2 separate regions of the Homo sapiens genome follow, and region 1 is linked to region 2. Evidence: read pairs that join two places in POLR2A ChIA-PET (ENCODE). Cell type or tissue: PC-9. All regions are shown on one strand. Links, peaks and the distances in the headings refer to the core of each region. The heading gives the core; the rest is flanking DNA.

The links. ChIA-PET counts read pairs that join two places held together with the same protein. Peaks named below come from ENCODE experiments on the same cell type or tissue, not always from the same donor. Only the 100,000 strongest peaks of a DNase experiment are listed, where the experiment ranks them.
Region 1: POLR2A ChIA-PET joins it to region 2 with 13 read pairs; 4 of 35 experiments call an interaction of 5 or more read pairs at or near these places.

The regions. Positions count from the first base shown.
Region 1 is chr7:130,044,403-130,056,868 of GRCh38, reverse strand. It overlaps ZC3HC1 (zinc finger C3HC-type containing 1), which reads left to right and starts at 5,495. Exons shown (of 10, transcript NM_016478.5): 1 at 5,495-5,648; 2 at 7,725-7,836. The coding sequence starts at 5,503. RefSeq lists enhancers at 5,182-5,371, 5,432-5,741, 5,369-6,161. In PC-9, for the core only: CTCF peaks have their summits at 5,293 and 5,511; a DNase peak (open chromatin) is centred at 5,458; H3K4me3 peaks cover 1,758 bases; H3K27ac peaks cover 1,155 bases.
Region 2 is chr7:129,749,876-129,762,341 of GRCh38, reverse strand. It overlaps NRF1 (nuclear respiratory factor 1), which reads right to left. Exons shown (of 11, transcript NM_005011.5): 11 at 5,266-7,324. The coding sequence ends at 7,161. It also overlaps the pseudogene RNA5SP244. Among named protein-coding and RNA genes, the nearest start is that of MIR182, 14 kb to the left of the region's middle. In PC-9, for the core only: no CTCF peak of the experiment used is centred there; no DNase peak of the experiment used is centred there.

The DNA of each region.
Region 1 (12,466 bases), core at 1,439-9,438, 290 kb before region 2:
ATTGAGACCATCCTGGCTAACATGGTGAAACCCCGTCTCTACTAAAAACACAAAAAAATTAGCCGGGCGTGGTGGCGGGCACCTGTAGTCCCAGCTACTTGGGAGGCTGAGGCAGGAGAATGGCGTGAACCCGGGAGGCGGAGCTTGCAGTGAGCCGAGATCGCGCCACTGCATTCCAGCCTGGGTGACGGAGCGAGACTCCGCCTCAAAAAAACAAACAAACAAAAACAAACAAACAGAAAAAAACTACTCCTCACCTGTCATGTACAAGCCATCACCAAGTCCTGTTGTTTCTAATTCCAAACTACATCTTGTATCTGCTCGCTTCCAGCTGTCTTCACCCCAGCCTTACCCACCATTGCCTCTGTTCTGCCAAGGCTTTATCAGCAACTTCCTAACAGTCACTCCATATCCTCTTTTGGCTCCAATCCATTTTTCACAGTCTTTATAGTGACTTTTCCCAAAATGCACAATTGTTCATGTCACCGTGCCACTTAAAGTCTTTCAATGGCTGCCGTTGGCTTTTAGGATAAAGTCCAAATTCTTTGGAAATTTGTGTACATTAATTGAACAATTATTTATTGAGAGTCTACTATGTCCATGAGGTATTGTAAAGACTGGGGACACAGCAATGAATAAAAAGTATAAAAGCCCCTCTTTCTTCCTTCCTTCTTCTCTCTCTCTCTCTCTCTTTCTCTCTGTCATTTTTAGATGGAGCTTCACTCTTGTCGCCCAGTCTGGAGTGCAATGGTGCAATCTCAGCCCACTGCAACCTCCGCCTTTTGGATTCAAGCAATTCTCCTGCCTCAGCCTCCCGAGTAGCTGGGATTATAGGCGCCTGCCACCATACCCGGCTAATTTTTGTAATTTTTGGTAGAGACAGGGTTTCACCATGTTGGCCAGGCTGGTCTTGAACTCCTGACCTCAAATGATCCACCCGTCTCGGCCTCCCAAAATGCTGGGATTACAGGCGTGAGCCACCATGCCTGGCCAAAGGCCTCTTTTTTTTTTTTTTTTGAGACGGAGTCTCATGCTGTGGCCCAGGCTGGAGTGCAGTGGCACAATCTTAGCTCACTGCAACCCCACCTCCCAGGTTCAAGTGATTCACCTGCCTCAGCCTCCAAAGCAGCTGGGATTACAGGTGCGTGCCACCACACTCAGCTAATTTTTTTTTTTTTTGTATTTTTAATAGAGACAGGGTTTCATCATGTTGGCCAGGCTGGTCTCGAATTTCTGACCTCAAGTGATCCACCCACCTCAGCCTCCCAAAGTGCTGGGATTAAAGAGGTGAGCCACTGCACCCAGCGCTAGGATAGATAATTTTTGAAGGACCTTTGCCGTAAATAAAAGCAGAGAAGGTGTTTTCTTGTTTTCTGAAATAGAGTCTTGCTCTGTTGCCCAGGCTGGAGTGTGGAGTTCAGCGGCACCACCTCGTCTCACCGCAACCTCCACCTCCTGGATTCAAGCGATTCTCATGCCTCAGCCTCCCAAGTAGGTGGGACTACAGGTGCATGCCACCACGCCCAGCTAATTTTTATATTTTTAGTAGAGACAGGGTTTCGCCATTTTGGCCAGGCTGGTCTTGAACTCCTGACCTCAGGTGATCTGCCCCCCTTGGCCTCCCAAAGTGCTGGAATTACAGGCATAAGCCAGTGCACCTGGCCTGTTTTGCATGTTTTTAAGATGGGAGAAGTAATATCTTGCTGCTAATGGAAATGTGCAGTGGAGGGGAGAATTGGTGGACAATGTTCTTGAGTAGGCAAGGGGAATTAGATCCAATGTGTAAGTTTGGCCTTAGATAGGCACATAGATTACAGCAGGGCTTCTCAACCTGTGCACATATTGGGTGAGATAATTTTTTGTTGTGGCGAGGCTGTTCTGGATGTTGTAAAATGCTTAGCAACATTCCTGGCCTCTATCACCACTCCAACCAAAAATGTCTCCTGACATTGCCAAGTGTCCTGTGGCAGGCAATATCACACTCATTTGAGAACCACTGATCAATAGTAACAGGAGGGAAGGTAAAGTACGGTTAGAGGATGATGAGAACACCATTCATCATGCGAAATAAAAACACAAAGCCGGCCGGGCACAGTGGCTCATGCCTGTAATCCCAACACTTTGGGAGGCTGAGGCAGGCAAATCACGAGGTCAGGAGATTGAGACCATCCTGGCTAACACAGTGAAACCCCGTCTCTACTAAAAAAATACAAAAAATTAGCCATGCGTGGTGGCGGGTGCCTGTAGTCCCAGCTACTCAGGAGGCTGAGGCCACAGAATGGGGTGAACCCGGGAGGCGGAGCTTACAGTGAGCCGAGATGCGCCACTGCACTCCAGCCTGGGCGACAGAGGAAGGCTCCGTCTCAAAAAAAAAAAAAAAAAAAAACCACAAAGCCAAATTTCTTGCTTACTATAAACAGTAAGAGCCATGCAGGTGAGGCACAGTCTTCAAGCAGACCAGACTACTAATCTATCAGACTTTGAGAAAGTGGGGAGTTCAGAGATTGGCAAACTTTCAAAGGTGTGTGTTAGCATCATTTGTAGAAGTGATAACTTGGGTGAAACTATTGTTGAGTGGCTGGCACTCAGAGGAGTGCTTATTGAAGTGAGTCTTTGTGATTGGCTGAATCAAGAAGTTGTCATTCATTGGGTTTACAAAAACACATTCACTGTGATGAGTAATCATGGGTCAATTGAACTTAAAACTGGCTCTGATTGCTGGTTGTTACCATGGCTAACTGTACAGTCAGTATTTTCCTAGGAGTGTGTCATTAGCAGAAAGGGAGGATGGATAAGTGGAAGTATTGAAGGTGTTTGAGGAGAGAGGTATATAATAGTCATCTATGAAGGTGGGTGCAGTGGCTCACACCTGTAATCCTAACACTTTGGGAGGACGAGGTGGGCAGATCACTTGAGGTCAGGAGTTCGAGACCAGCCTGGTGAATGTGGTGAAACCCTGTCTCTACTAAAAATATAAAAATTAGCCAGGTGGCCAGGCATGGTGGCTCACGCCTGTAATCCCAGCACTTTGGGAGGCCAAGGTGGGCGGATCACCTGAGGTCAGGAATTCAAGACCAGCCTGGCCAACATGGTAAAACCCCGTCTCTACTAAAAATATGACAAATTAGCCAAGCATGGTGGCAGGTGCCTGTAATCCTAGCTACTCAGGAGGCTGAGGAAGGAGAATCGCTTGAACCCAGGAGGCAGAGGTTGCAATGAGCCGAGATTGTGCCACTGCACTCCAGCAGGCAGCAGAGGGAGACTCCGTCTGCAAAAAAATCAAAATAAAAATAAAAAATAAATTTAAAAAAATAAAAAATAAAAATAAGTCATCTATGAAAAGTGGGATGAGAAGTGGACTAGATAAAGGTAGTATAATTACTGGGCAGAATTAAGGTCCCACTTGAAGTCAAGAATATAAAGAGACAAGTTTGTCATTTCTCTTTAGCCATATTTAGTTGTATGGGTACAGAAGCAATAATAGAGAACTTACTTCAACTGTGATTGAGGTTTTGTCAAGTAAGTACTATTAAGCAAGAGAGGTTCAAGGAAATTCAAAGGGTATTCAAGAACATGTATTTTTTAGCTTATTTATTTTGCTTTTTATTATGATATTGTCAAACATACTTAATAGCAGAAAGAATAATATAATGAATCCCACAATTCTATCATCCAAGTCCGACAGTTTAAAATTTTGCAATATTTTTTCATCTATTCCTCCACATGTTTTCCTGGATAACTTCAAAGCAAATTCCAAACATCATATCAATTCACCTATAAACACTTCAAGATGCATTTCTAATAAAGAAGGGCTTTTAAGAACCATAACTACAATGCCATTATTACATATAGTGAAATCAACAATGTTTCCTTCATATTAACTAAGTCTCAACCCATGTTCAAATTTTGCAAAGGGATGATGATAACAATTAGTAATGAATTTAAGCTGGCTAAGAAAAGAAGAAACAAGGGTGGTGGTGGAGTTAGGAAGAGCAGAAAGGTAATTGGATCAATAGGTTGCAGGTCCTGCTGCTGGGAACACTGATAGAGTTAGGAGCCCACAGGTAGGGTGCTGGAAGGGTAGGAGGTGATCCCACTTTCCTCTTTGCCCATTGTTTAGTCACATCAGTCTTCCAACCTGGGGTGTTGGAAGATTCTGTACAGATTTCTTCCCTTCAATCTCATCCGTCTCAGCTCCAGTACCTGATTTTTCTCAGGAGAATGTGCAAACTAAATTAGATTCTCCTATTATAACCTTGGTACATCCTTGGAGCACTTGTAATCATAATTTTAAAACTATAGGAAAATTTGACATCTAACTCCACCAAGATCTACAGCTTCTTTGCTCACGACTGTCATTGCTAGTGCCTAGAGACTATCAATAGGATGCTTTCGGCCGGGCGCGGTGGCTCATGCCTGTAATCCCAACACTTTGGGAGGCCGAGGCGGGCGGATCACCTGAGGTCAGGAGTTCAAGGCTAGCCTGACCAACATGGTGAAATCCCGTCCCTACTAAAAATACAAAAAAAAAAAAAAAAAATTGCTGGGCGTGTTGGCGAATGCCTGTAATCCCAGCTGCTCGGAAGGCTGACGTAGGAGAATCGCTTGAACCCGGGAGGCAGAGGTTGCAGTGAGCCGAGATCGCGCCATTGCACTGCAGCCTGAGCAACAAGAGCGAAACTCCATCTCAAAAAAAATAAATAGGACGTTTTCAATAAATATTTGTTGGACTAAGGAAGGAGTATCAATAGTGTCAAATGCCACAGACTTCTAAATCCATCCATAACACGGTTTCCAACAAGGATTCTAAATTATTTGCTCTCCAATGAGGGTCACCATTTCCTCGCTTGTAGAAAGGTGCAACTTAGGAGGGTCGTATGAGTTAATTTATTTTTATTTTTATTTTTTTTGAGTCGGAGTTTTGCTCTTGTCGCCCAGGCTGGAGTGCAGTGGCGCAATCTCGGCTCACTGCAACCTCCGCCTCCCGGGTTCAAGCGATTCTCCTACCTCAGCCTCCCTAGTAGCTGGGATTACAGGCGCCCGCCAGCAAGTCCAGCTAATTTTTGTATTTTTGGTAGAGATGGGGTTTCACCATGTTGGCCAGGCTGGTCTCGAACTCCTGACCTCAGGCGATCCGCCCACCTCGGCCTCCCAAACCGCTGGGATTACAGGCATGAGCCACGGCGCCCGGCCGTATTAGTTAATATTACTTGAAAATTAAGTTGAGCCCCTCATCCCTGCTGAATTTGGACTGACAGCGTTCTAAAAATCTCTTATCAACCTAAATATGCTAGTTGATAAAGGAAACGATTAATCAAGATTGTCCTAAACAGTACAGCCCTCCTTAAGCTCGCTCTAAGGTTCTAAAATGATGAGAAAAGGCGTGGGCCCCGCGGTTAGACTTTCCCAGCCAGGCTGCCTCAAGAGGCGGATATTAACCTCCCAGGACGGAAGTTCCGGAGCCTTCAAACTCTCGGGGAAGCAACTCGGCAGCGGACCAAGATGGCGGCGCCCTGTGAGGGACAAGCGTTTGCCGTAGGGGTTGAAAAGAATTGGGGTGCAGTAGTTCGCTCCCCAGAAGGGACCCCCCAGAAAATCCGGCAGCTGATAGATGAGGGGATTGCCCCGGAAGAGGGAGGCGTGGACGCGTGAGTTCACGAGTTAACCCTGGGTCCGGCGTTGGAAGATTGAAGAAGGCTTGGGGAAGGGGTGGCGGGTTGGGGGAGGTTCCCCTCGGTCGGCGACTCGGGCAGTGGGGATGGCTTCTTAGAATCTGAAAGAAACTCTGGTTACTATGTTTGATCGGCTTTGATCTTCCCCTCGGGGTGTACCAGATTCCCAACCGCAGCCGAAATTTTGTCATCGGACATTATTTTTGGAAGTAAAGAGGACCGTTAACTGAATGAGTTCACTTGACTTCTCTTAATTGGGGATTCTTAACCTTTTTTTGTGCCGTGGACCCCTTTGGCTCTCTGGAGAAGCTTATTAACTCTCAGAATATTTTTAAATGCTTAAAGTAAATTACATAGGATTATAAAGGAAACCAGTTAGATTGGAATGTAGTTATCAAGATGGTAAAAGGAAAAAGTTACGCAGTAACAATGCTTTTTATTAAAGAGTCCATAATATCTAGTAGTATGTGTTGTCAACCATAATTTTGAAGTAGTGATGAGCACAAAGGTATTTGAAGACATGCAACCACCATAATGTGGGAACATTATTTCCATTGGTGACAAATTAGCAGGTACTGCTAATACTACTATGGTGTTTTTACCTTCATTCATAATTGAAGAAAATGCTAAATCTTGTCATTTAGAGAGAAATAAATGTCATTTTTACCCATCCAAGTTTATGGATGCTGTGAATTTTTTTTGGCCTAGAACCACACCCGCTTGAGGCTCTCTATGAATCTCTGAGAGTCTTAGAGTAAGTTTATTTCTTTTGAGCTATAATCGTTGATGTAATCCTATTTTTATTAAAATAATGCCTGTCGCCGGGCGCGGTGGCTCACGCCTATAATCCCAGCACTTTGAGGAGGCTGAAGCGGGCAGATCACGAGGTCAGGAGATCAAGACCATCCTGGCTAACACGGTGAAACCCCATCTCTACTAAAAATACAAAAAATTAGCCGGGCGTGGTGGCCCGCGCCTGTAGTCCCAGCTACTCGGGAGGCTGAGGCAGGAGAATTGGTTGAACCTGGGAGGCGGAGGTTGCAGTGAGCCGAGATCGCGTCACTGCACTCCAGCCTGAGTGACAGAGTGAGACTCCGTCTCTAAATAAATAAATAAATGCTTGTCTTTCAGCAATTCCCCAGGCACTGTTGAAATGCCTTCCACTGAAAATGAGAGAATTGCTTTGCTGAGTTTTTTTCTCCCTGATTTTTTTTTCATGAAATCTCCCGAAGATCTTTGATTCGAATTTTCTAATTGGTTCTTTTTTTTTTGGAAGGAGTGGGTATGAAAGGTCCCTCCAGGTAGAAATATCAAAATTGTTTTTTCTGCTGTTAAGAGTCGAATTTCTGCCAGGCGCTGTGGCTCACGCCTGTAATCCCAGCACTTTGGGAGGCTGAGGTGGGCCAATCACAAAGTCAGGAGTTACAGACCAGCCTGACCAACATGGTGAAACCCCGTCTGTCCTAAAGATACAAAAAATTAGCCGGGCCCACGCCTGGTGGTACGCGCCTGTAATCCCAGCTACTGGGGAGGCCGAGGCAGGAGAATTGCTTGAACCTGGGAGGTGGAGGTTGCAGTGAGCCGAGATCGCACCGTTGCACTCCAGCCTGGGCAACAGAGCGAGACTCCATCTCAAAAAAAAAAAAAGTCGAATTTCTGAAGAGATTCAAATTGTATAATGCATACTTGAAGTCTTGAGTCTTATTTTCTGTCTACTAAAGTTATGCCAAATACTTGTGGAGAACAGTGAGTGAGTGAGGAGAATAGTTTGCTAGGATTAGTGGAGCCCTGTAGAGGTAGAAATTGAAGTTTAGATATGGGTAAACTGTAAAGAGTTTTGAATGCCAGACTGAAAAATTTGGATTTTATTTAGTAAGTATTATAAAACCATTGAAAATAATAAGCTGAGGAATGACATGAGTAAAATGATTTTTAGGAAGCTTAAAATCCAGCGTTGGTGTGATTTATGATACGATGTGTAGAGAAGCTAGATAACATTTAAGCAGAGGGTACTGTGAAAGGTTTACCAACAGTTTTGCCACTTTATATTAGGAAGGACACGTCTGCCACATCCCAGTCAGTTAATGGATCACCCCAAGCGGAACAACCTTCATTGGAATCTACAAGCAAAGAAGCCTTCTTTAGCAGAGTGGAAACATTTTCTATATCCTTTTTTAGTTCATGTGAATTGCACTTTCTGCCTGCTTCTAGAATTCCTCCAAGGTATTACACCACTTACTGTGATGCTTTAAACTTAAGAATAAAACCTTGGTAAGAAATTATATAGGAAAGTCAGCATCCTAATATGTTATCACTCAGAGGGACAGTTGAGGTTATCTAACCTTTTCTTTTTACAGAAGAAAAAACTAAGAGCCTGAGAAAAGAAGAAATAATAACTAATACTTGTATATAGTATGTTTTTGTATATATTATCACATTCGATCTTGACCTTAAACCTATGAAAATAAGCATTATTATTATACTTGTTTTACAGAAGAGGAAACAGTTTGGGGCAGGTTATATGACTTGCCCAAGATGAACCTGTTAGCAAATGGCAGATCCAGGATTATAATCTAATGTTTTTTAGATTATTAGAGACTACACTACTATAATGTCTCTTTCTAGATTTTCCTTTGTGTATTAGCTACCTATTGCTGCATAGCAAATTGCCCCAAAACTTAGTGATCTTAAAACAACAAACAGTTTTTATTTCATAATTTCTGTGGATCAGGAATCCAGGCATGGCTTAGCTGAGTCCTCTGGCTCAGGGTCTCTCACAGACTGCAATTAAGGTTGGTCAGGGCACTGTCATTTCAAGGCTCAACTAGGAAAATTGTCTCAAAAGAAAAATAAAATAAAATAAAACAAAACAAAACAAAATTAGCCAGGTGTGGTGGTGCTCACTTGTAATCCCAGCTACTCAGGAGTCTGAGGCAGGAGAATAGCTTGAACCTAGGAGGCAGAGTTTGCAGTGAGTCGAGATCGCGCCACTGCATTCCAGCCTTGGCAGCAGAGCAAGACTCCGTGTCAAAAAAAAAAAAAAAAAAAAAAAACAACTAGGAAAGGGTCCACTTCCAAACTCAGTCATTGGCATACTGTTGGCAGGATTCATTTACTTGTGTCTGTTGGACAGAGGGCTTCAGTTCTATACTGGCCATTGGCCAGAGATGTCCCTCCCCACTTGGTTCCTTGCTATGTGGGCTTCTCTAAAGGAAAGTTCACAACTTGGCAGCTGACTTCCATCAGAGTGAGCAAAGGAGAGAACAAGATACAAGCCAGCCTCATTTTGTAATCTAATCTCAAAAGTGACATCTCATCATTTTTGTCATATTTTATGCATTAGAAGCAAGTCACTAGGCCAGCCCATACTCAAGAGGAGCAGATAACACAAGGGCATGAATATAAGAAGGCAGGGATCATTGGAGCCACCTTAAAAGCTGTTCACATCACCTTGCTTTGAGAGAAGTCTTTAGTAGCTCCAGCTGCTTTTTTTTCCTGCCAAGTTTGCACCCCTACCCGTGTGTGTGTGTGTGTGTGTGTGTGTGTGTGTGTGTGTGTAGACAAAGTCTTGCTATGTTGCCCAGGCAGGTCTCGAACTCCTGGCCTCAAGCAATTATGCTGCCACAGCCTCCCAGAGGGTTGGGAGTACAGGCCTGAGCCGCCAAACCTGGCCCCGAATTTCTGTCTTATAAACTATTAACAAGGTCTTGACCTAGGAATCAAAAATTAACAAAATCTCAGAATTTAAGACCATAAAATAAGCCAAATCACACACCTTTTTTTGATCAAGAAACTAATACTGGCTAGGCATGGTGGCTTACGCCTGTAATCCTAGCACTTTAGGAGGCCAAGGTGGGCGGATCACCTGAGGTCAGGAGTTTGAGAGCAACCTGGCCAATATGGTGAAACCCTGACGCTACTAAAAATACAAAATTAGGCCGGGCGTGGTGGCTTACACCTGTAATCCAAGCACTTTGGTTTGCTGAGGCAAGTGGATTACGAGGTCAAGAGTTTGAGACCAGCCTGGCCAACATGGTGAAACCCTGTCTCTACTAAAAATACAAAAATTAACCAGGCATGGTGGCACATGCTTGTAGTCCCAGTGACTCGGGAGGCTGAGGCAGGAGGATTGCTTGAACCTGGGAGGCGGAGGTTGCAGTGAGCCGAGATCATGCCACTGCACTCCAGCCTGGGCGACAGGAATGAGACTCCATCTCAAAAAGAAAAAAAAGAATGCACAGTTAGCTGGGTGTGGTGGCATGCGCCTGTAATCCCAGCTACTCAGGAGGCTGAGGCAGGAGAAATTGCTTGAACCTGGGAGGCAGAGGTTGCAGTGAGCCGAGACCATGCCACTGCACTGCAGCCTGGGTGGCAGAGAAGACTCCGTCTCAAAAAAAAACTTATACTGGAATATTACCCAAATGAAAAAGTAAGCACATACCAGCTATCACATTGCATGTTTCACGAAGAGACATTAAACGTTATGTCATAAGTTTATTTAGAAACATACCTAGTGTGCTATATGCCTGACTTCAAGAATTTGATCCATTGTTTTGTTTCCTTTTTTCCCTTCAACTTTTTTTTTTTTTTGAGATGGAGTCTCATTCTGTCATCTAGGCTGGAGTACAGTGGTGCCATCTTGGCTCACTGTAACCTCCACCTCCTGGGTTTAAGCAATTCTCCTGCCTCAGCCTCCCAAGTAGCTGAGATTACAGGCGCCCGCCACCATGCCTGGCTAATTTTTTGTATTTTAGTAGAGATGGGGTTTCACTGTGTTGCCCAGGCTGGTCTCAAACTTTTGAGCTCAGGCAATCCTCCTGCCTTGGCCTCCCAAAGTGCCAAGATTACAGGCATGAGCCACCATGCCTGGCCTTTTTTTCTTCAACTTTTATCTTCAGTTCCGGGGTACATGTGTAGGATGTGCGGGTTTGTTACATAGGTAAACGTGTGCCATGGTGGTTTACTGCACAGATCAATCCATTGCCTAGGTATTAAGCCCAGCATCTGTTAGCTATTCCTCCTGATGCTTTCCCTCCCCCAACTCCCACCTCCAACAGGCCCCAGTGTATGTCGTTCCCCTCATGTGTCCATGTGTTCTCATCATTCAGCTCCCACTTATAAGTGAGAACATGTGTTTGGTTTTCTGTTCCTGTGTTAGTTTGCTGAGGATAGTGGCTTCCAGCTTCATCCACATCCCTGCAAAGGACATGATCTCGTTCCTTTTATGGCTGCATAGTATCAAAGAGATTGTGAGCTCAAACATCCATCTTAAGCCGTTGATGTCTTTTTTTTTTTTTTTTTTTTTTGAGATGGAGTCTTACTCTGCCACCCAGGCTGGAGTGCACTGGTGTGATCTTGGCTTACTGCAACCTCTGCCTCCCGGGTTCAAGCGATTCTCCTGCCTCAGCCTCCCAAGTACCTGGGATTACAGGCTCCCACCACCATTCCTGGCTAGTTTTTGTATTTTTAGTTTCACCATGTTGGCCAGGCTGGTCTCAAACTCCTGAAATCAGGTGATCCACCCACCTCAGCCTCCCAAAGTGCTGGGATTACAGGCGTGAGCCACTGCACCTGGCCCAGTTGATGTCTTATAAAGGAAAGTGCAGCAAATGAGATCCAAAGTACAAGTCATCATAATTAGTAATTGCCACTTGTTTTCCACTGAAAATGGCAAATTCTTCTCTGGGCTGTCATTTTGTCTCCTATAGACCATAGAGGTTGTGAAGCTGAGGATACTCTACTCCAACATGGCCAACATGGTACTGATGGGTAGCTCTGTGAAAGGAGCAGAGACTGAAGGCGGAAGAAATGTGGTACCACACCACGTCTTCTGCTTTTCACTACTTTATTCCCTGTGTGCAAGGACAGAAAGACTTACATGGTAATTTTTTACAGTGATTCTTAAAAATTTTTAAATTACAGACTTACAGAAAGGTTGCAGAGATTACAAAGAACCTTTTTTCCCTGAGCTATTTGAAAGTAAGCCACCAAAGTGATGTCTTACTACTCCCAAATATTTCCTACAAACAAGGACTTTGTCCTACATAACCAGAATGCAACCATCAAAATCAGAAAATTGACATTGATAAATTACTACCCTCCAATCCTCAGACCCCAGTTTTTCCATCAGTTATACTAATAACATTCTTTATAGTTGAAGTATCCAGTTGAGAATCACACAGTACATTTAGTTGTCATGTTGCTTTATTCTCCTTTAATCTGGAACATTTCCTCAGTTTTTTCTTGAATTTCATGATCTTGATACTTTTGAAGATTACAGAACAGTTATGTTGTAGAGTGTATGTCAATGACATTTGTTTGATGTTTCTTTGTGATTAGATTCAGGTTATGCAGGAGTGTCGTGAAGCAATGCTGCATTCTCATTGCATCCTGTCAGGTGACACGTGATTTCTATTTATCCCTTTATGGTGATGATCACTTTGATCACTTGATTAAGGGAGTATCTGGCATTTCTATTGTAAAATAACTCTTTCCTCCTTTGTAAATAAAAAGTACTTTGTGGGGAAGTTCTTTGAAACTTTGTAAATATCCCAGTCCTTATCAAACTTTATGTAATTGATTTATTTGTAGTAACATGGACTCAATATTTTCTTTGTTATTCAATGGGTTATAATTCATTACTATCATTATATATTTTGATACTCCAGTTGTTCCTTATTTAGTCAGTGACATCCCCCTCAGGTTGGCTTCTGTGGCCTTTTGACATGTCCCATAACCCATGACCTCTTTATTGCTTTCAGGAACAAGTTGTTCTCGGCTTATCTTGTATTTTT
Region 2 (12,466 bases), core at 1,441-9,440:
GAATCCTATTATGTGATGAGTTACCCCGAACTTCGGCTAACTTAAAAAACATTACTGTATTTAAAAAAAAAAAAAAAAAAAAAAGGTCTATCTTCATGGTTGTTTTCTGCAACCATTTTGGTAAATTCCAGAATTACACATTAATTTATTTGGTGTAAACGTTGCTCTTGCTTTCTATAAAAATAGCTCTGGTAAAGGAAATACCTAACTTCTAAATTAAAAATTTCAGATTTTGAGAATCTGGATGGTAACCCGGGCAGGAGGAGCTGAGTAGGAAAGGGAGCAGAGTGATTTGGGGGATGAGCCAGCCATGTGACCCGGGGCTTCAACTTTCATAGCCCAAATGAGGAGTGGTGGCTAACTTCCCTCGCAGATTAAAGTCCACTATGAGAGGGCCAAGCTTTGGCTTCGTTTCCTGATCACCCAGGGGTTTTTGAGTTCTCCTAGTCTCATTGGGCCCTGAGGTTTTTAAAGACCAACACAGTGCAACTGTTAGTGACCAAGAATGTGTTCAGCATCAACATTTCACTATCCGTCACCCCTGCCAGGATATCACATAGCCAGATTTTTCTTAAGAATACAATCAATGTTATTTTTACATAAAATTATTTAACATTGGATTTTTGCAGAAATATATATATATATATATATATATATATATTTTTTTTTTTTTTTGTAGAGACTGGTGTTGCTCTGTCACCCAGGCTGGTCTCGAACTCCTGGCCCTAAAGCTATCCTCCTGTCCTGGTCTCCCAAAGTCGTGGGATAACAGGTGTGAGCCACCATGCTGGCCAGACTTTTTTGAGTAATGAAAATGTGTGGGAATAGGTGTTTTGGGTTCTCTGAATTTTCTGATTAAACTACCACTGGAAAACTAGGTTCACTCATCCTATGAGATGTATTGAGGCCCTGCTGCATGTAAGGGCACGCGTGTGTGTGGGGGGGGTGGGGAGCGGTAAAAAGGTCCAGCCACGGGAGGCTATTCCAGGTCTATCAAGCTCAGGACACAGTGGAGGTTACTTTATAATCCTGATGTGCAGTTTTGTCCTCTGAATGGTTGGCATAGAGAGCAGAGCTGTAACAGACAGACACATCAGGCCTTATTTCAGCCCTCCAGTTTTTAGTTCTTGGGGAAGATGCCAAGTCTCAGTTTCCACCCCCATAAAATGGAGTCTCTTCTTACCGGATTGTGAAGAGGATTAGAAATAAGGGTGTAAGGTGTTTTACACAGTAAAATGCTAGTAGCCATTTAGTAATTGATAGCTGTAACTTATTATTTTTTGGATAGAGTCTTGCCCTGTCACCCAGGCTGGAGTGCAGTGGCATGATCATGGCAGTCTCAACCTCTTGGGCCCCAGCGAACCTCCCACCTCAGCCTCCTGAGTAGCTGGGACTATAGGCATGGACCACCACACCAGGCTGATTTTTATATTTTTTGTAGAGATGGGGTTTCACCATGTTGCCCAGGCTGATCTCAAACTTCTGGGTTCAAGCAATACACCTGCCTTGGCCTCCTAAAGTGTATTAAGCTTCTTAAAGGGTAGATAAATTCAGAAGTTTCAGTTGAGACCCAGTAAACTTAAATTTCACTAAAAATTTTATTTGCCAAGTACATAAAATTTGGGGAGAACCTCCCAAAAATTAATTAAGCTACTTAAAAAATAACTGAATGCTTTTTTTTTTTTTTTTGAGATGGGAGTCTCACTCTGTCACCCAGGCAGGAGTGCAGTGGCACGATCTCAGCTCACTGCAAGCTCCACCTCCCAGGTTCACGCCATTCTCCTGCCTCAGCCTCCTGAGTAGCTGGGACTACAGGCTCCCGCCACCACGCCCGGCTAATTTTTTGTGTTTTTAGCAGAGATGGGGTTTCACCGTGTTAGCCGGGATGGTCTCGATCTCCTGACCTCGTGATCCGCCCGCCTTGGCCTCCCAAAGTGCTGGGATTACAGGCGTGAGCCACTGCGCCGGGCCCCAACTGAATGCTCTTATACCCTCCACTTTCATCCATTCCAGGCCACAAGAAAAGTGTATCATCGGGGCCTGGCGCAGTGGCTCACACCTGTAATCCCAGCACTTAAGAGAGGCTGAGGCAGGTGGATCACTTGAGGTCAGTTCAAGACCAGCTTGGCCAACAGGGTGAAAGCCCATCTCTACTAAAAATACAAAAAAATTAGCTGGGTGTGGTGGGCACCTGTAATCCCAGCTACTAGGGAGGCTGAGGCAGGAGAATTGCTTGAACTCGGGAGGTGGAGGTTGCAGTGAGCCGAGATCACACCACTGCACTCCAGCCTGGGTGACAGAGTGATGAGGCTCAAGTCATGTTTTTCTAGGCACAGATTCTGGGACCAGCCAGCCTGCCCGCCCAGGTTTGTACCTTAGCTCTGCCTCTTACCAGCAGTGTGAACTTGGCTCAGTTGTTTAACTTAACCTCTCTGTATTTCAGTTTGCTCATCTATAAAACGGGGATGATAGTATTTTGTAAAGGTTAAATAAATTAATATATAGGTAAATCTTTTAATACAGTACAAGGCATATTGTAAGGGCTAAGTGTTCACTGTTATCATTGCTACCATACACTCTGTGTAGACAAACCATAGTTCTCGTAAGCAAGCTAGCAAAGCTTGAGCCCTGGAGAGGGCTCAGGACCCAGGCCTATTCCTGCCTCCTAAGGAGGCTCTAGGTTCTCAGGGCACCTTGGTTCCCCTCTGCAGATGACTGTTATCCCTTCTTCCTCCTTTCCTCACTATATATTCCAGGCCTCCAATACTCAACAAATGTTTGGTAGCAGCCCAGTGGTTTTCAGGATGGAGAAACTCATATTCAGAGGGGCTTGGGGACTAAGAGGAAACCCACGCTCTTCAGTGATTTCAGTCGGAGCCCAGTCCCGGAGCCCTGCCTCCCCTCTCTATTGTACCCCTTCCTCCATGCTGCCGCCAGCATCCTGGGTGACCTCCAAGAGCTGCCTCCTGGAGTAAACAGCAGAGGCCGGGTGGGAGTGCAGGGATGGGGCATCTGAAGCCCCAGTTGTGATGACCAAGGTGCCACCAGCCTGCTGAGGTGGAGTGAGAGGGAAAACACGGACTCTACTCCCTCACCCCACGTAGCTTCTGCTCCAAATAATTAAGCTCCAGTTTCCTCCCTGATGAGTTTTGGTGCTGACACCAAAAGGAAACACCAGGAGCCCGGTACGACTCTGCCATGCCCAGAGCTCAAGCTTCGGAGGCATTACTGAGAGGGGGAGAGAGCGTTCCTTGGGCGTGAGTGAGGCCCAGGGCAAGGAACCCCTCCTCTGCTCTGCCCTTCTGGTTCTCCTCAGCTAATTTGTTCAAGTTTGGAGAATGCCAGTAGTCACCTGTATCACCAGTGGGCCTTCTCAGATGCAAGACTTAAAGCCAGTAACTTTTAGACCAGTCTCCTGGTTTCTGTGAGCACCAGATCCTTGTGTGGAGCCTAGATGATAAACTACGTAACAGAGGACCTTTGAGGGCTCAAATGCGGTAAACAGCTCATTCTGCACTAGTGCTCTGTCCAGATGGTGCCTCATCACCTTGGACTGCAGCGGTTGGTTTATGTAAAGGTCTCCTCCTCACTCCTTGTTTCTCACAGGCAACTACCATGCTTCATTCACCTGGCACATGACAAGCATTCACGTAGTTAAGTGCAACTGACCGTCAGGTCAGGTCTGGTCTACAGATGGGTTTTATTTTGCTTGCAGAGTATGTAAATTTTTTATTTGTTGCGATCACATCTCGTACAAAAATCTGGATTCCCCAGATTCTCTGGACAATTTTGAAGTTGGGGCATTAGGGTCCATCTTCCTGCATGGTGACAATCAGCACCTAGGACAGGCTGCCCCGTTTAGATGGATGCTGTCCACTGTGCCTGTCCCCATCACTCCCTCCTCTCACATGGGAATTGCCTCAGCTTCCTTCATTGATTTGACCTCCCTGGTCTCTATAGACAGCGGAGTTAGCAGCTCCTGTTGGTGACTTAGGCAGGAATGGAAGAGGTCTCCATCGGCCCCACCAAAACCAGTTGTCAATACATGCCTGTGGCAAAGGCAGCATCTGAGGCTTGCCAGGCAAACAGCAGCTAGAAGACGCCTCTGGAGAGACCCTTGGTCAGCAGGTATTCTAAACAACCCAGCTATTTCATGGTAGTCAATAGCACGGATGTGTGGTTGATTTGGCTGCACTCAATCCTTTTTCTAGTCCAGTCTCTGGTGAAAAATAGGCGAGGGTATGCCATTTGTGCAAGAAGGGGGAAAGGTAGGCACTTGGCTTCACTGAACCACCATCAGGCATCAAGGAAAAGGCTTCTTGGCCTTCCCATCCAAGCAAGCATTCTAATCATGGTCACCAGGAAAGTGGCCAAGACACCCAACAATATAAAGAAAGGGTGGTGGGGGTGACAGCAGGTCATTCCAGGCTGAGGCCAGGGCATGCAGAAGCATGGAGGTGCAGGCTACTGGGGTCTATGAAGGGCCTAAGGATGGGGCAGGAGGAACAGCTGGAGCGATGGCATATGCCATGTTAAGAGAGTAAGCTGTGTGAGAAACCAGGGAGTGAGGATGCAGGGGAACAAGTCATGGCTTGAGGCTTCTGCTTGGAGAAAGAAAGACAATTCACTTTAATAGTAATTCCCAAGATGGAGAGGCACCATCACTCACCCTCATTTTTTATTTTTATTTTTTTTTTGAGATGGAGTCTCGCTCTGTTGCCCAGGTTGGAGTGCAGTGGTGTGATCTCAGCTCACTGCAACTTCCGCCTCCTGGGTTCAAGCGATTCTCCTGCCTCAGCCTCCTGAATAGCTGGGATTACAGGCGCCCGCCACCATGCCCAGCTAATTTTTCTATTTTTAGTAGAGACAAGGTTTCACCATGTTGGCCAGGCTGGTCTGGAACTCCTGACCTCAAGTGATCCACTCACCTTGGCCTCCCAAAGTGCTGGGATTACAGGCGGGAGCCACTGTGCCCGGCCTAGGATTTTTTAAATACGATTTTTTCCCCAGAACGTCAGTATAAGAAAACACGTTATATATGAAATGTATGAAATGGAGCAGGTCTGGTGATGGGGCTCGCAGGGGGCTCTGGGCAATCTTCAGTGTCTTCTTTACGGAGGTCCCCAGCGTCGGAGTGGCACAGGTCGGAGACCGCTGATCTCGAGTAGGACTGCATTTTAAACGCAGAACGAGCTGCCCCAAGATAGAGTTCCTTTTGCCTAAGAAGCCAAGAGCTCCTATAGAGATGAACAATTCCACTTCCTGTTGCCACATTTTTAACTATTTATTGAATGAGGCAGTCAAAGACAGAATGGGAAACAACACAGAATCCATGCTCTGCTACTGGGGTTTTGCTTTTTTCTTCGTCTTGGCAACTTCTCAAACTATTTGGAGGTTATTTCACCACAAAGGAACATGGACTTTAAAGTCCCTGGACAACTTCACAATGACGATAAAAAATAATAATTAAAAAAATAACAAATTGTAGAACTAGGACTATTTATATGTAAATTTCCCTCCCCTCCCCCCATTACGTACAGAAAAGAACATATAAAGAACATTAGATAGTTTTATATAAAACAAGCAAATACAAGAATCTGAAACTTCTCTCAAAGGTTGAGCAAGACGTGGAGAATCTTTTAATGTCGCATTAAAAAAACACATTAAATACACCATCACACACATGGGGAGAGCTGGGAGGAGGGAGGAGGAGCTGTCCCTGTACTCAAGGTTCAGAGATTTGGCCTGTTGAAAAGTCAGGTGAATTCAGCTACTGGAGACTCAGGGCTTGCAGCTGAGAAAGACAGAGTTAACGGTTACCAAGAACACCCAGATAGTCAACACCTCTGAGGAGGCAAGCTGCTCCCGGCCTGGGCCACGAGGTTGCATCAAGGAACATGGGCCTCCAGGAGTCCCTTCTGAAGCAGGGCCTGATCCAGGAACACAGCAAACACCCTCAGCTGTTTTCTATGGCCAGGTGTCCCTTCTTCCCTTCCGCGTACTGACCGGGCCCAACCAAGCTTAGCTTCCAAGATCACACAAGATCAGGGGCGTTCAGGGTGCTGTGGCCACAGACCAGATGTCTCTTCTTGTTCATTCCAGCGCCTCCTCTGTGAAGCTACAGACAGTAGAGAAAATTGCTCCCACGGGTGTATCCTGGTCTAGGACGATTTTTCTTTCCTTCCTTTCCCTTCCACTGCCCCCGCCCCCTTCCCATCCTCTCCCCCACCATGCACGCACACACACAAGCACACTTACACGCACGCACTCCTCAAACCCCTAATACTTCGGTTACCTTCAGTTCATATATACGAGCAATTCAGGACTGACCTTAAAACCAGAGCAACATTTTAATAGTCATGAGATCAAGGATTCCTGGGAAGGAGAGGAGATGGGAGGCTGAGGCCCGGGAGCTTTCAAGACATTCATCTGCCTGTGGCAAGGTCAGCACCTGGGCCAGCCCGAGGAGCATCTCAGCTGGCAGACCACGCAGTCCCTGGACCTTGCAAGCACATCTCTGACCCACCCCATGCTGGAGCCTCTTTCCTCAGGTGAGTCCAGCAGGGAGAGTTCTGTGTGGCCACTGGGAGGCAGCTTTGGTGAAGGGCATGGTCACCTCCGCCTGAGTTTGTCAGTAGCTCAACGCATGACCCTGGTATGAACAAAAACTGGGTGACTGTGTCTGGCCACGTACCCTACCACCCACTAAACTGGGTGAATTATTGTTTCCACAGCGCACCTTGATTTCATACAGATAATTCCATGCGGGTTTCATACATATATATATATATATATGTATATATATACTTTATATATATGTAAATGTGTATGTCCATATGTACACATATACATATATTCACACTCACACATACACACACATAAGTATACACACACATTTCCGCAGAAAGAAGTCCTGCCACAATTTGGCTTTTTTGGGACAGTGAAATTGACAATGCAGTTTCTTCACCAATCCCAGAAAATCAAGAGTGGTGCTTTAAAAAATGCAATTCCAAAATCCGCTTTCTTCCTTTTAAAAAAAAAAAGGTTAACAAAACTTTCCTTCCAAAGTCGAGAGACTTAATTCCATTTGATTGCACCTCTGCAAACGTGTAAAAAATTTTGAAGTAGACTAGAAAACGATGCCATAATATGGCTGTATGTCACTGTTCCAATGTCACCACCTCCACAGCTTGGCCGTCCATGGTGACTGCGCTGTCTGATATCCTGGTGGTCACAGGGGCCATGGCCACCTGCACTGGTCCGTTGCCCTGGGCGAGGCTGGTCACCACAGTCTGGTACATGCTCACAGGGATCTGGACCAGGCCTGGAGAGACAAAGAGAAGACCGTTGGTGGGGCTCAGGCTCAAGTTCCCAGATGCTGGCTGGACGGGGGCACCCAAGTCTTGCCTTTGAGGTATCGTGGTCACCAGCCTCAGGTGATCACATACCCATGGCCCAGGCACAAAGACATCTCTTTCCCACCCCATTAAAATTTTTTTCATTAATTTTTAAGATTTATAATTGATATATAGTAACTGTTCATGTTTATGGGGTACAATGTGATGTTTCAATGCATGTATACACTGTAGAATGATCAAATCAAGAAAATTACCATATTAATCTCTTTAAAGATTTATCATTCATTGTGGTGACAACATTCAAAATCTAGCTATCTTGAAACACAGACTACATTGTTATTCGCTACAGTCACCCTACTGTGTAACTGAACACCAGAACTTATTCTTCCTTTGCACCTGCTGGCCAACCTCTCCTGCCCCCCTCCCCAACCCTTCCCCAGACTCTGGTAACTATTATTCTACTCTCTACTTCTAGGAAATCAACTTTTTTCCATTTTAACTTTTTTTTTTTTTTTTTTTAAGAGACAGGGTCTGGCTCTGTAGCCTAGGCTGGAGTGCAGTGGCGTGACCACAGCTCACTGCAACCTCGAACTCCTGGATTCAAGTGATCCTCTCACCTCGGTCTCCTGAGTAGCTGGAACCACAGGCGTGTGCCACCATGCCTGGCTAATATAATTTTTTTTTTTTTTGAGATGGAGTCTTGCTGTGTTGCCCAGGCTGGTCTTGAACTCGTGGCCTCAAGTGATCCTCCCACCTTGGCCTCCTGAATAGCTGGGATTACAGGCGTGAACCACCAACCCTGACCATTTTGATTTTTTTAAAACAGACTATCAGAAAAGAAAAGTTTAGAGAAATTGTGGAAACATGCCTTAGGGTAGGGCCTTCCCAGCTTGCCGTGAGAGGGCCCTGCCTGCCTCCGCATCTAGGAAGCACAGGCCCGTCAGGTGTGAATGTCCCCGGCCTGTCTTCTCCCTCTCAGAACAGGCCACCATTATTTTTCTTTGATATTTGGCTACACTGCCTTCTTCAACCCTCTTTCTGCCTATGCTTAAGTCTCTCTCAGCTTGAAAAGAAAAATCTTGTCCCTCTCCTATCCTGTCTTCTGGCCACTGCTCCGTCTATGTGCCTTCCTTCATAGTCAAGCTTATTTTATTTATTTATTTATTTTTAAAGCCTAGGTCACTTGTTTCCTGATTTCTAGATTTCACACACCAGTAAAATGTAAAAACACATTTTGGGGTCAACTTAAAAAAAAAAGACCCCAGCTACTCCCTAATATCACTATTATTTCAGAGTAGAAAGGATGGCTTAAAGGAAGAAGCACATAACCTCCATAAAGGTAGTCCTGCCTAAAAAGGGAAAGCTGATAATACATTAAAAAAAAGGATTCCCAGTAAGGCAGTAACTAACATATACATCAATCTCTCTTCCTTCTGAAACTAGAATTACAGTGAATGAGGAAAAAAGGATATAACCGAGGGATGTCAACATTTTTTGGGAAGATGCAAAGCAAATGTGAAATGGTTCTGATTGAACAGAGAAGTGGAAGGGGCAACTCCTATGCTCACACAGGGCTCAGCACATAGAGGCCTAGCTACGGCAGAAAGAGGGATGAGGCTAAAAATGAGAATGAGTGGAAAGTTTGAATTTAATTGATTAGACCAACCCCAACATCCAGACCCAAAGACCTTTGCTGACTGGGCCTCTGAGGTTCACCCACTGTATTGAGAAACTGACCCAGAGAGGCCCCTTTTAGTTCTTTTTGACATTTAAACCATAGGCTACTTTGATGAAGATAAAAATTATTTTAAAAAGGGTTGTCAAAATATTTTCTAATGCAAAAAAAATCAAATATAAGATTTTCTTTTCCAATGTTAAATTGTATGTAACTTTTTTCTAAGAGTAAGTTTTGCCAGTTTAGGGATAAGGGGTAAGCATTTGATGATGCAGTGAGACTTCATGAAATGAGACTTGCTGTTATGGTGACGCATCACTAGAAACCCTGGCTCCTCTGGTGTGCCCTCACCGAAATGGAAGACGTGGCCAGTCGCCCCCACACTTGCAATGCAGGCCTGAAAGGAGGAGGAGAGAGGCCAGCCTCCAAGTGCACGTGGGCATGGGGGAAGCACGCAGAAGGGCCAGGCCTTGGCCTACAAAACTGTGGGCTTCAATTTCTTTCAACTAAACCTTTGCAAATTGCTCTTAACTGTCTTTAATTAATCTCTCTTTCAGTTCACCCCTTCCCAGTCACTCAAATTATCTTTCTTTATTATTATTTATTTTTTATTTTTTTAAATAGTGACGAGGTCTCACTATGTTGCCCAGGTTGGTCTTGAACTCCTGAGCTCAAGTGATCCTCCTGCCTCGGCTTTCCAAAGTGCTAGGATTACAGGCATGAGCTACCACACCCAGCCAAAATATCTTTCCATAATGTTACTCCCCTCATCTCAAACATTTAAATTCCATGGTTTTTAAAAGGTTTCCAAAGCTTGTAACAAAGTTCAAATGATTTAGCATGGTCTTCAAGGCCTTTCGTGGTTTGCCCTGGTCCATCTTTCCAGTCTCATCTCCCTCACTCTCTCACAGGTGCCCTGTCCTCTAGGTGCCCCCCACCCCCAGACTACTCTCAGTTCCCCCAATCTATCAGCCACACTCTTTTGGGCCTTTGCTCAGGTTATTCATGAGATAGACTTATCCCCCACTCCTTCCTTTTACACTGGGGTGAGCTTTCCCTCCTTGTGGAACCTGCCCCATCCCAGCCTTATCAATGCTGGAGCAGCCTCCTCTGGATTCACAGGAGGCCCAGGGACAGCCATGGATAAGCCAGCTGGGCCAGTTGATGCATGTCTGCAACAGGCCTTCCCACTTGACAGAGGGTTCTTTCAAGATCAGGCCTGGCTCTGGCTTATTTCATGTTCCTCACAGTATGAAGTACAAAGTGTGCCACAAGTTGCTATCAGCATAGCCTCAAGGGCCATGTACTGCTGGCCTCAACCAACGTGCAGCTGGGCCCTCTCCCCAGCCTCTAGACTCAAGGCATGGGACTGAGTGTATATATATGTGAAGATTGTATAACCCCGTCAGTCCCCCGCCTCCTCCTATCACGATCAGGCTCTCTTCTGGTCAAAACAGGCAAAGTTAACGAAATCACCCAAAATGCCCAGTGGCAAAGCCAAGACACCTGTGTGTTCCTCCAGGGAACCCACATACTGGCAAGTAGCAAGCAAAACCAGAAGCAAAGGTCAGCCTCATTTCACTGCTCTTGCCTCTGGGCTCCATTCAGTTCCAAAAGCTCCAGGCTTGGGGAACAAGTCCCTTGCTGTACAAATACAGTGACTACAGTGTGCAGGGAGATCTTTTCTAACTAACTGTGAGCAACCATCTGGGTTAGGGCTGGTGTGAATAGAAACTAAAAGAATTGTCAAAGTTAAATTTCTTTCACCCTGGCTGTGATGTGTTTGGGTTTCCTATGATGTGGGCCCATGCCCAATTGTTAAAATAGTTTTCATAGTATCACGGAAGATTTTCCCCAGAATAAATGAAGCAAGGTTCTAATGCAAAAATCTATCTATTGGCTGATACTGCCATCATCAGAATGATCTTCTGAACATCTGACCTGATCTTGCTGTTCTCCTTCACAGTTCTTCAGTGGTTTCTAGTGGCCCACGGGATATAAAGTCCAAACCCCTTTGCAGGTATTTAAACTCTTCACGTCGGCCACTGTTGTTCAGTTAAGCCTGGTGATCCACTAATCCCCACTCACTTCACACGCCAGCCAGATGAACTACTTGACTGAGGTTCTCCAAGCACACACCTCCATGCCTTCTGCCTGGAGGGGGCTCCTCCCCAGCCTCTCTCCTCCCCATCTTGGGTCCTCTTCTCCGATGCTCCTCCTCTGCTCCCTGTACAGGCTCCTTGGAGACAGCGGCCTCATTCATCCTCACTGCTCGTATGTCTTGTCCCCAAGGAGACCGTAGATTCCTTAAGGGAGGAATTAAGTCTCCATCTTTGAGTGGCCAGCAGTCAGCAGGTGCTGGAATGTTTTCTACTACCATGAATGAAACCTGCTTACTAAGATTTAACTTGTGTCCCTTCTAGGGACTGCGTGATTAAGGTGGGTGAGCCTTAGGGTGATGAGGCTGTTCTGGAACAAGAGCTTCCAGCCCAGAAAAAAAGCAGCTTCAAAAATACTATATTCAAGACTCACCCAAATAAAGCTGTTTTTGAAAGATTCCATCTTCTGTACTCCACCCCAGACAGGGAAGAAGCATATTTGGCCACACCTGGGTGAGGAAATGGTCCCCACCCAAAGCTCCCAGGGATGAGTAACTGGTGAGGACAGCCACACACCTTAGAAGCACAGGAGAGGGAGGCCATGATGGGAGTCATTTCATAACCTCGCATGCCTTGGAACCCCAATTCCGCTGTTTTCTACATAGAGTTTCTGTCTACTGCCACCTTAAATAAATGCATGACCACTGTAGGGATTTTAAGACCTCTGTCTCTCTCACACACAGCCATTTTGACATGGGATTAGATTAAATCGCCTCAGTGTCTCTGACCTAACAGCCTTCATGTCCCTGGCAAGGGAAAGGGGGAGGGGCTGGAGGCCTGGAAACCCAGCGTGCCCTAAGTCGGGCGGCTGCCCTTGGAAGAGAGATGATTAAATGCTGAGGTACAGTAATCAGGCTGGGACTGTCCCTGCATCTGCTCAGCCTGCCCCTGATTAGCCCTAATCTAGAGGCGCATGTTAATCCAAGCTTGTATTCTGGGTCATTTCGATTGATTAAGCAACAGGAAGCCCTTCGTGTTCTACTTTAAGGGGTGGAAGTGCTCCTTTTTCTTACAGGGCCCTTGTAGAGTCCTGGTAATGAGACCCTTGGCCTCAGTACAGCCCCTTTCTGAGCCCTCTCACCCCCGCTGCATGTCACTTGACTTCTGCTGAGACCCTAGAGAAGTCCACAGGGCAGGGCTCCTTCCCTTTCACGAGTCAGAGCCAGAACCACGGGCTCATCATAAAGGCACATACTTCTAATGTCCTGAAGACTTTAGTATTTCAGAGCTACACACAACCTTGGAGTTAACTCAGTTTAGTAAATACAACCCGT